2 separate regions of the Homo sapiens genome follow, and region 2 is linked to region 1. Evidence: read pairs that join two places in POLR2A ChIA-PET (ENCODE). Cell type or tissue: HCT116. All regions are shown on one strand. Links, peaks and the distances in the headings refer to the core of each region. The heading gives the core; the rest is flanking DNA.

What was found. ChIA-PET counts read pairs that join two places held together with the same protein. Peaks named below come from ENCODE experiments on the same cell type or tissue, not always from the same donor. Only the 100,000 strongest peaks of a DNase experiment are listed, where the experiment ranks them.
Region 2: POLR2A ChIA-PET joins it to region 1 with 7 read pairs; 27 of 35 experiments call an interaction of 5 or more read pairs at or near these places.

What each region holds. Positions count from the first base shown.
Region 1 is chr10:102,627,888-102,632,271 of GRCh38, reverse strand. SUFU (SUFU negative regulator of hedgehog signaling) reads right to left here. Exons shown (of 12, transcript NM_016169.4): 12 at 1-2,206. The coding sequence ends at 2,117. Among named protein-coding and RNA genes, the nearest start is that of TRIM8-DT, 13 kb to the left of the region's middle. RefSeq lists enhancers at 1-712, 2,366-2,660, 3,271-3,813. In HCT116, for the core only: no CTCF peak of the experiment used is centred there; a DNase peak (open chromatin) is centred at 2,407; H3K4me3 peaks cover 1,766 bases; H3K27ac peaks cover 3,048 bases.
Region 2 is chr10:102,718,527-102,722,910 of GRCh38, reverse strand. The region is part of intron 1 of SFXN2 (sideroflexin 2); the gene reads right to left. Among named protein-coding and RNA genes, the nearest start is that of SFXN2, 6.1 kb to the right of the region's middle. In HCT116, for the core only: no CTCF peak of the experiment used is centred there; no DNase peak of the experiment used is centred there.

The sequences.
Region 1 (4,384 bases), core at 207-4,206:
GGTGTCTACCTTCAGTCCACAAAGACCCTCCAGGTCTGGGGCAGGTTGCTGACCAGGTGCTTCACAAACTAATGACAAAGCTTAGCTCAGAAAATGCCCCATCCCCACCCAACCAACGATGGAGGCACCCAGCAGATGGAAGTACGGCGAACTGCAGCAGGGAGCCCTCAGGCAGGTCCCGAGCAAGAGAGAGTTCAGGGAGAGGCTGGTCATGGTGGCAAGGAATGGAGGCGAACTGATGGCACCTCTCTGCCTGTGAAATGTCAGAAACAAGAGCTTCACAGGCAGGGCTGCTGTGGTGGGGGAAGGCCAGTAGGGCTCCCTCTGGTAAGTCCTCAGGGCAGTAGAGGCACAGCTGCCGACATCAGGTCCCGAGTGGCTTGCATCTTGGCTGGCGGGGATCTGCAGCCAGTCTCTCCCAAATACTCCAGGCTGATATGCCTTTTAACTCTGAGCTTGATGGAATTAACCAGATAGCCCTGGGGATGTGTAGAGGAGGCCAGGCCTAGTGGCTCCATGGAGGTCCAACTCCTGCTCCCTGGAGAACCCAGCTGGTGCCCTCATACCCCTGGGGGCAGCTCTTTGGCTGGATCTCTCATCAGTGGAGTCCTGCACCCTGTGGGCACTCCTGTGGCATCCCTGCTGGTGCCTGTGTGTGCAGCAGAGGCAGATGGGAGCAATGAGGAGCCCTGCATTGTCATGACTTTGCTTTGAAGAGGTGTAAAGAGTGATCTTGAAGTATTGTAACAGTCCCATCCCTAGAGTTGGGGGTAAGAAGGCAGGAAAGGGGCTTGCTGGTTCCAGGTCAGGCGTGGGAGATAACCCGAGAGGAACTCCAAAACCATGGGCTAGAGATAGGCTGGCTTCTGGAAGGCAAACTGTGAGATCTGCAGTACTGGGGGTGAGGGGCTGAGGACCACGAGAGGCCAGGATGCCAGAAAGGAGAGGGATTAGGAGTGGAGAATGAAAGATAGGGCATGAATGGATACAGGGAGGATGGGAGGGCAGCAGAGAGCAGTGTTAGCAAAACCAAAGTGAAAGAGATGTTAAGAGGTGGATTTTTCAATTTTAGTAAGGCAGCCCTACAGCCTGAAGGCTGGGAGGCCCAGGGACTGAGGAAATGGGACAGGACTGGTTACAGAGCTGGAGACCCAGGCCCTGAATGACAGTGGGGATGGTGTGTGATGTGCTGAACCTCACCCTCTCCCAGGTAGGCCTGGTTGGGTGGAAAAGGCCTAGAAGATGAGGCTGGGGTCACCAAGTCTTTGAGACCCATTCACTTGGAAAACAGTAGCACCCCTCCCTGGCCCCAGCTAAACTAGGCTCAAAGCTGCACAAGGGAGTGTCTCTACTCTCCCCCTGCCCCGGGCTCCACCAGGCCCAGCTGGGAAGAAAAGCCTCTCTGTGCAGCCGGCTCCTCCAGGGCTCTGGGCTGGCAGGCGAACACCAAGCACCTTCTCTGGTGGCAGCCCAGGGAGAGATACAGCCCTAGGCCTCTGTCAGAGAATGCGAAAGTTCAACGGGGAATGAAGTTCTGTTTAAAAAACATTATATACATGGCTTCTGGACATCTTTGCAGAGCAATAAAATACCACCCGGTTTCTACAAAATAAAATAAGGAAGAAGAAAACCAAACATGATCAGAGGAATTGTTCCGCGGCCAGAGGAGCTTGAGTAGCAAAGGCTTCCAGAGATGAGCTGGGAAGTGCATCCACTCGCTCTGCATCTGGCTGTCCGCCTCCCTCCTGCTGGGCTGTGCGGCAGGGGGTAGGTGAGAAAGAGGGCTGTCTCCACCTAGGGGCACAGCCAGGGTCCAGAGTCAAACCTCAAACCAGAATCTGTGCAGGCTGCAGGCAGGGAGGGTCCGCATTTGCCCACTCACTGGCCTGATGGGTCACAAGGCTTAGCCAGCGGCGGGGTGCGGCCCCTGAGCTGGAGGTGAGGTGGAGGGCCTGTGGCCTGTGCATGGCACCCCACTGGGCTGCGGGGTGGCACTGCGCAGTCTTCCTCACACTTGTCCTTTTATTTGTGGAGATCTCGTTGACACAACTGTTACACTGGAAGTCACTGGGGAGCAGCTGGGCTCCCTGCTGGCCACTGCAGGGCCCAGCCCAGGCTAGTGTAGCGGACTGTCGAACACCACGTCAGGCAGGATGGAGACCTTCAGCTTCTTTTCAGGCCAGCTGTACTCTTTGGGAAGTTTGAACTGTGGAGGGAGCAAGCACAGACCAGGAGTGTGAGTGGTTAGCAGAATACACCGTGGTCTTTCCAGAGATTGCCCAGGCCTGTCCCCGGGGAGCTAGGGATAGGACAGGCCGCGGGAGGCGTGGCTTCATTCTCAAATGCTAGACCCAGGTGGCAGGCTGGGCTCAAACGGCTGGAGTTGGTGACCCCTTCTTTCCCCACGGCCTGTCAATAATGAGGCAGGTTGGAGGAGGGCGTTTTCTCCTCCTTTCTCCACTAAGCTGACCTCCCTCTTGCTCACTTCCTTGGTTCTGCCTCTGGCCACAGGCATGTAAAGAATCTGCTCCCTGAGGCCCTGGGGCTGGAGGATGGGGGCTGGGGGAGGGTCTGGAGGCTATGGGGAAGTGGCCTGAGCTCTGTCACTGCCATGGCCTCTCTTTCAGAGGCTAGTGCAGGAAGAACCCTGGAACCTGTCCTCTGTATACTTGGCCAAAGGCTCCAAAGGGAAGGAGGCCCCAGTTCGGCCCCAAAGTCAGAACCACACTTGCGGCCTTGGTGGGAGCAGAAGAGTGGGACAAGTGTGGTTTGAGGTGATCCCTTGGGCCTGAGAGGGGCCAATCCCCACCCTGCTCCCTGTATTCATTCGCACCACTTCCCAGGGTTACCAGCCTCAGAGTGGTCCCAGTGGTGGCCAAGGAGAGCCAAATGTCTCCCACCCCATCCCAGGATACACTGATTTGCCTACAGTTCTGTTTCTCCCATTCACCTGGGAGTTTCTGGTAGGGGAAGGGGAAGAGGCTGATGCCTCTTATTCCCTCTTTACTGTAGAACTTTGCATGCAGTCTGGCACACAGATGGAGCTCAATAAATGCTCACTGCCTGGGACTGATACCGGAACTTAGACACAGGGTCTGTCTTTTCTTTTTCTTTTGAGACGGAGTTTCGCTCTTGTTGCCCAGGCTGGAGTGCAATGGCGCGATCTCGGCTCACTGCAACTTTTGCTTCCCGGGTTCAAGCGATTCTCGTGCCTCAGCCTCCCGAGTAGCTGAGATTACAGGCATGCACCACCAAGCCCGGCTAATTATTGTATTATTAGTAGAGATGGGTTTTCTCCATGTTGGTCAGGCTGGTCTCAAATTCCCGACCTCAGGTGATCCACCTGCCTCGGCCTCCCAAAGTGCTGGGATTACAGACATGAGTCACTGCGCCCGGCCCAGGGTCTGTCTTTTCTAATTTGGCTAGGCCGGAAGTCAGGGCAGGGTGGAAAGGAGAGAACAGTGTTCTCAGCCTGCCTCGGTCTGGGGCTGGAGGCAGACGAGCCTGACCCTTCCTGGCTGCCTCCCTCTTCGCTCCCTCTGCTGGGGGACTGTCTCTGCCAGGACCAAAGTGGCGAGTGAGGCAGGGTGTAGGGACAGCCTCTGGACAGAAAAGGAAAAAAAGAAAAAAGTCATTTTTAGTGACCTACTTTCCTCTGCTCCCCCAGGCTTCTGTCCCTCTTGCCTGGACTGTCCCCCTCCTACCCCCAAGCTCAAAGCAGCAGCCTGGCACAGCGCCATCCCAGTGCGACAAGGCCTCTCCGGAAGCGCTTCTGGGCAGCTGGCTCTGGTCTGACTGAATGGGGAGCTGGGACTCAGGGACCAGTGACTTGTGGGGGTTGATTGGCTGGCATGGACTGGGTGCTTGATGGCTTTGGAATATATAAATGAACAAATTTCTCAAGCTGCATCCCAGAGGACAGAGGAGACCCTGCTCTATTGAGGTGACCCTGGCTCTGGGGAGTTCCTGTCCAACTGGAGACCTGGACTGGACGGTCCCGCCCTGTGCACTCCCCTCAGCTTCCTAAACACCAGAGGCCTGTGTCCTGGCTGTTGCAGCCCAGGGAGCCCTGGAAGCTGGAAGCTCCAGCCCTGGCTGGAACCTAGCTCCCGCCTGGCCTCCCTCTTGGTAGAAAGCCTGGCCCCTGGGAGGCGAAGGAGTTCTCCCCCAAGCACATTTCCTGGCAGACAGGACAAGGGAAGGGTCTGCCTCTGCCACAGGCAGGGCAGGGCCCAGGAGAGCTCTCCAGAGGCCCGGCCAGCCTGCTAGAGTTCACTAACCCATGGGGCACTGGGGCCAGGAAAGCTCCCATCCCACTGGGGTGCTGCGGGCAGGAGCGGGGGAGGGGAAGGGATTTTCCAGGATGAGGTAAGCCCTCGCAAAT
Region 2 (4,384 bases), core at 191-4,190, 91 kb before region 1:
AACAAAACAGGAAATTTGTCACTGGCAGACCTGACTTACAAGATGTTAAAAGAAGTTCTTCTGGTCAGGTGGGATGGTTCACACCTATAATCCCAGCACTTTGGCAGGCCAAGGCAGGAGCATCGCTTGAGCCCAGGAGTTTGAGACCAGTCTGGGCAACAGAGTGAGACCCTGTCTCTATAAAAATTAAAAAAGAAAAAAACATAGCCAGGCGTGGTTGCATGTGCCTGTGGTCCCAGCTACTTGGGAGGCTGAGGTGCGGGGACTGCTTGAGTCTGGGAGGCTAAGGCTAAGCCTGCAGTGAACTGTGATCGTGCCACTGCACTCCAGCCTGCACGACAGAGTGAGACCCTGTCTGGGAAAAAACACTAACAAACAAACAAATAAAAATCTTTATTTCTCTTATTCTGAACTGTTAACAGTTAACAAACAGATACGTTTGTTTAAAACAATAGTAGCAACAATGTATTTGGTGATTACAGTTTATGGATCAGAGAAATCCATGACAGCAGTAATATCAAGGACAGGAGGGGAGAATTGGGAGGACTCCATTCTAAGGTACTTGCACACTCCATGCAGTGGTATAGTGTTATTTGAAAGTGGATTTGGATTAGTCATAAATGTACATTGCAGACTCCTGGGCAACCACTAAAAAGGTTTTCAAAAGAAGTATAATTGATATGCTAAGAGAGGAGAGAAAATGGAGTCATACAAAAAAAGCTGACGCTTTTAAATGTTTGCCTGAAAGCTTCAGGGAGTCATTGAAAGACTTTAAGAAGAAGAGTGACAAGATCAGATATGTAGTTTACTAAGAACAAACTGGGTAGTCATGAGAATAAACAGGATGTGGATGGACCTCACGGGATGCAGGGAGACCAGCTGGACGAGAACCCCAGTAATCCAGGCAAGAAGAGGTAGGGCTCAAATGAACCCACGTGCACTCAGAGGAGAGACCAACAGGAGAGAATCTTTCAAAGAAGCGGAATGTTAAGGTCTGCTAAGCAATAGGTATAAGAGGAACATTTTATCAGTCAAGGTTCAACCAGAGAAGCAGAATCAGTAGATTACAGACAGACAGACAGGTAGATACCAAAACATAACATGGGGCAACATGGAGTTCCTCTAACTCCTGAGCTCAAGCAATCTGCCTGCCTTGGCCTCCCAAAGTGCCAGGATTACAGGTGTGTGCCACTGCACCTGGCTATGACACACACATATACATATTTTATATATTTCTAAAATATATTTGTATACTATAATATATATTTTCTAAATATATAAATTATATAACTATATAAATATATAATTTTTTAAATTTATAGATATAGCAACATATATTTATAATATATAAATTTATATATACATTTATTTATATAGACATGAATTACGTTTAAATATAACATATAAAAATAATATATAAACATAAATAATTCATATAGCTATATAAAATCATATATAAATATATAACTTTATATGTTATAAATATATGTTGATCTATCTATATAGATTTTATAATTTTTTCTTCTTTTTTTAGGCAGGGTCTCAGCTGGTTGCCCAGGGTAGAGTGGAGTGGTGCAATCATAGCTCACTGTAATCTCAAACTCCTGGGCTCAAGGAATCCTCCCATCTCATCCTCCCTAAGTGCTGGGATTACAGGCATGCACCACTCCTGGCCTAAATATATATAATGCTGACGTAATATAATATTGATAAAATATAGAAATTGATTTATCACAAGGAATTAGCGAATTGGCTCACATAACTGTGGCTGTTGGCTAGGCAATCCTGAAGTCAGCAGGGCAGGCGGCCAGCAACAGACCATCCCAGGGGAGAGGGAGCAACGCGGGTAATGGCTCAGAGTCCAGAACCTCAGAGGGGGTTCAGGGGTGTTCTAGCCCTCCTTTAAAGGGCTTCCACCTGATTAGGTCAGGCCACCCAGGATAATCTCCCTTTTGATTAACTTAAAGCCAAACAATTGAGGAATTTAATTAGGTCTGCAAAATCCCCTCACAGCAGCACCTAGATTACTGTTTGTCTGAAGAGCTGGAAGATGGTGTGTGTGTGCTCCTGGGTAGCCACTATAACTGGAATATACCAGAGAGGGAATCCCGGGAGTCTTGCTTAGCTTAGCCAAGTTGACACATGACAAATATCCAGAGTGATACCTAGGGTTTCTGACTTGGGCGATAGGTGCTAACAGGGAGAGCACAGAAAAATTGGCTTTGAGGGAGAAAATATTAATAGTAAGCTTGATTTCTGCATGTTAAGTTTCAAATACCATGGGATTTTTTTTTTTTTTTGAGACAGGGTCTTGCTCTGTTGCCCAGGTGGGAGTACAGTGGTATGATCATGGCTCACTACTCCAGCCTCCACCTCCCAGGCTCAAACGATCCTCTGACCTTAGCCTCTCAAGTAGCTGGGACCACAGGCATGTGCCAACATGCCCGGCTAGTTTTTGTATTTTTTGTAGAGACAGGGTCTCCCTATGTTGCTAGGCTGGTCTCAACTCCTGAGCTCAAGGGATCTACCTGCCTCAGCCTCCCAAAGTGCTGGGATTACAGGAGTGAGCTACCAGCCCCGGTCCTGCCATGGGTTTTTTTTTTTTTTTTTTTTTTTTTTGAGAGGGAGTCTTGCTCTGTCACCCAGACTGGAGTGCAGTGGTGCGATCTCGGCTCACTGCAACGTCCACCTCCTGGGTTCAAGCAATTCTCCTGCCTCAGCCTCCTGAGTAGCTGGGATTACAGGTGCGTGCCACCACACCCAGCTAATTGTTTGTATTTTTAGTAGAGACGCGGTTTCACCGTGTTAGCCAGGATGGTCTCGATCTCCTGACCTCGTGACCCATTACCCGCGTCGGCCTCCCCAAGTGTTGGGATTACAGGCGTGAGCCACCAAGCCCGGCCGGGATTTTCTTAAATGCAATAGGCCTCTTCCTGTCTCAGGTCCTTTCCAAACACAATACTCAAAAGCTAGTCTTTCCTCTCTTCACTAAATAGTACCTATTTGTCCTTTTATTTTTTTGTACAAATAATTTTCAGATTTACTTCTATAGCTTCTACTACTAGGTCATTTTGTTTTTTTCTTGGAAATAGCACCTTAGCTAAGTTAAATAATTCACCTGTGAAGTGAGGTGGTATGTTCATTTTGCTCACGACTGTCACCCCAGTGCCTAGCACAATATTCAAGTATTTGCTGAATAAGAAGTTCATCAGCCTGTGGGTATTCAGGCTTGAAAGGAAACAGAGGTCAGAGCTAGAAGGAAAAAACTGAGTCAGCAGCATCGAGGTGATTTACGATAAAGTTTTCCAGTGAGAACACACAGAATGGGAAGAGGAGAGAGCTGAGGACAAACCCTGAAAAATCAGGACATTTAAGAAGCCAAGGCCGGGCACAGTGGCTCACACCTGTAATCCCAGCACTTTGGGAGGCCGAGGCGGGTGGATCACCTGAGGTCAGGGGTTTGAGACCAGGCTGGCCAAGATGGTGAAACCCCATCTCTAATAAAAAAAAAAAATACAAAAATTAGCTGGGCGTGGTGGCAGGCACCTATCATCCTAGCTATTCAGGAGGCTGAGGCACAAGAATTGATTGAACCCAGGAGGCGGAGGTTGCAGTGAGCCGAGATTGTGCCACTGTACTCCAGCCTGGGCAACAGAGTGAGACTCTGTCTCAAAAAAAAAGAAGCTGAGGCCGGGCACGGTGGCTCATGCCTGTAACCCCAGTGCTTTGGAAGGCTGAGGCGGGCGGATCACGAGGTCAGGAGTTTGAGACCAGCCTGGCTAACATGGTGAAACCCTGTCTCTACTAAAAATACAAAAAATTAGCCGGGCGTGGTGGCAGGCGCCTGTAATCCCAGCTACTTGGGAGGCTGAGGCAGGAGAATCACTTGAACCCGGGAGGTGAAGGTTGCAGCGAGCCGAGATGGCGCCACTGCACTCCATCTTGGCAACATAGCAAGACCCTGTCTCAAAAAAAAAAAAAAAAAAAAAAAAGAAGCCGAGAAAAGGAAGCCCCCAAAGATGGGAAGAACCACCAGAAAGAAGAGAGAAAGGAGGTGGAGACAGGCACAGGCCTGTAATCCCAGCACTTTGGGAGGCCAGGAGTTCAAGTTCAAGAAAGGAGGCAGAAGGGACAGTGTTGGGGAAGGAAGAGCAGTGGTCAATTTTTAGATTTTTCGTTAAGGCGGAAGAGACATCAGGAAGCTGATATGCTGGAGGTACGCCATTTCCTAAGAGGAAAGACCAGGAACAAGAGGAGAGGCTCAATATGGAGTATCCACAGCGCCCTGGCCTGGCCCCGATGCTTCTCTGAAGCGGCAATCTCCAGAGAAGTCAGAAGGCAGACAGAAAGAGTCCACTGCCAAAACAGACTTCCCCTCTCCCTG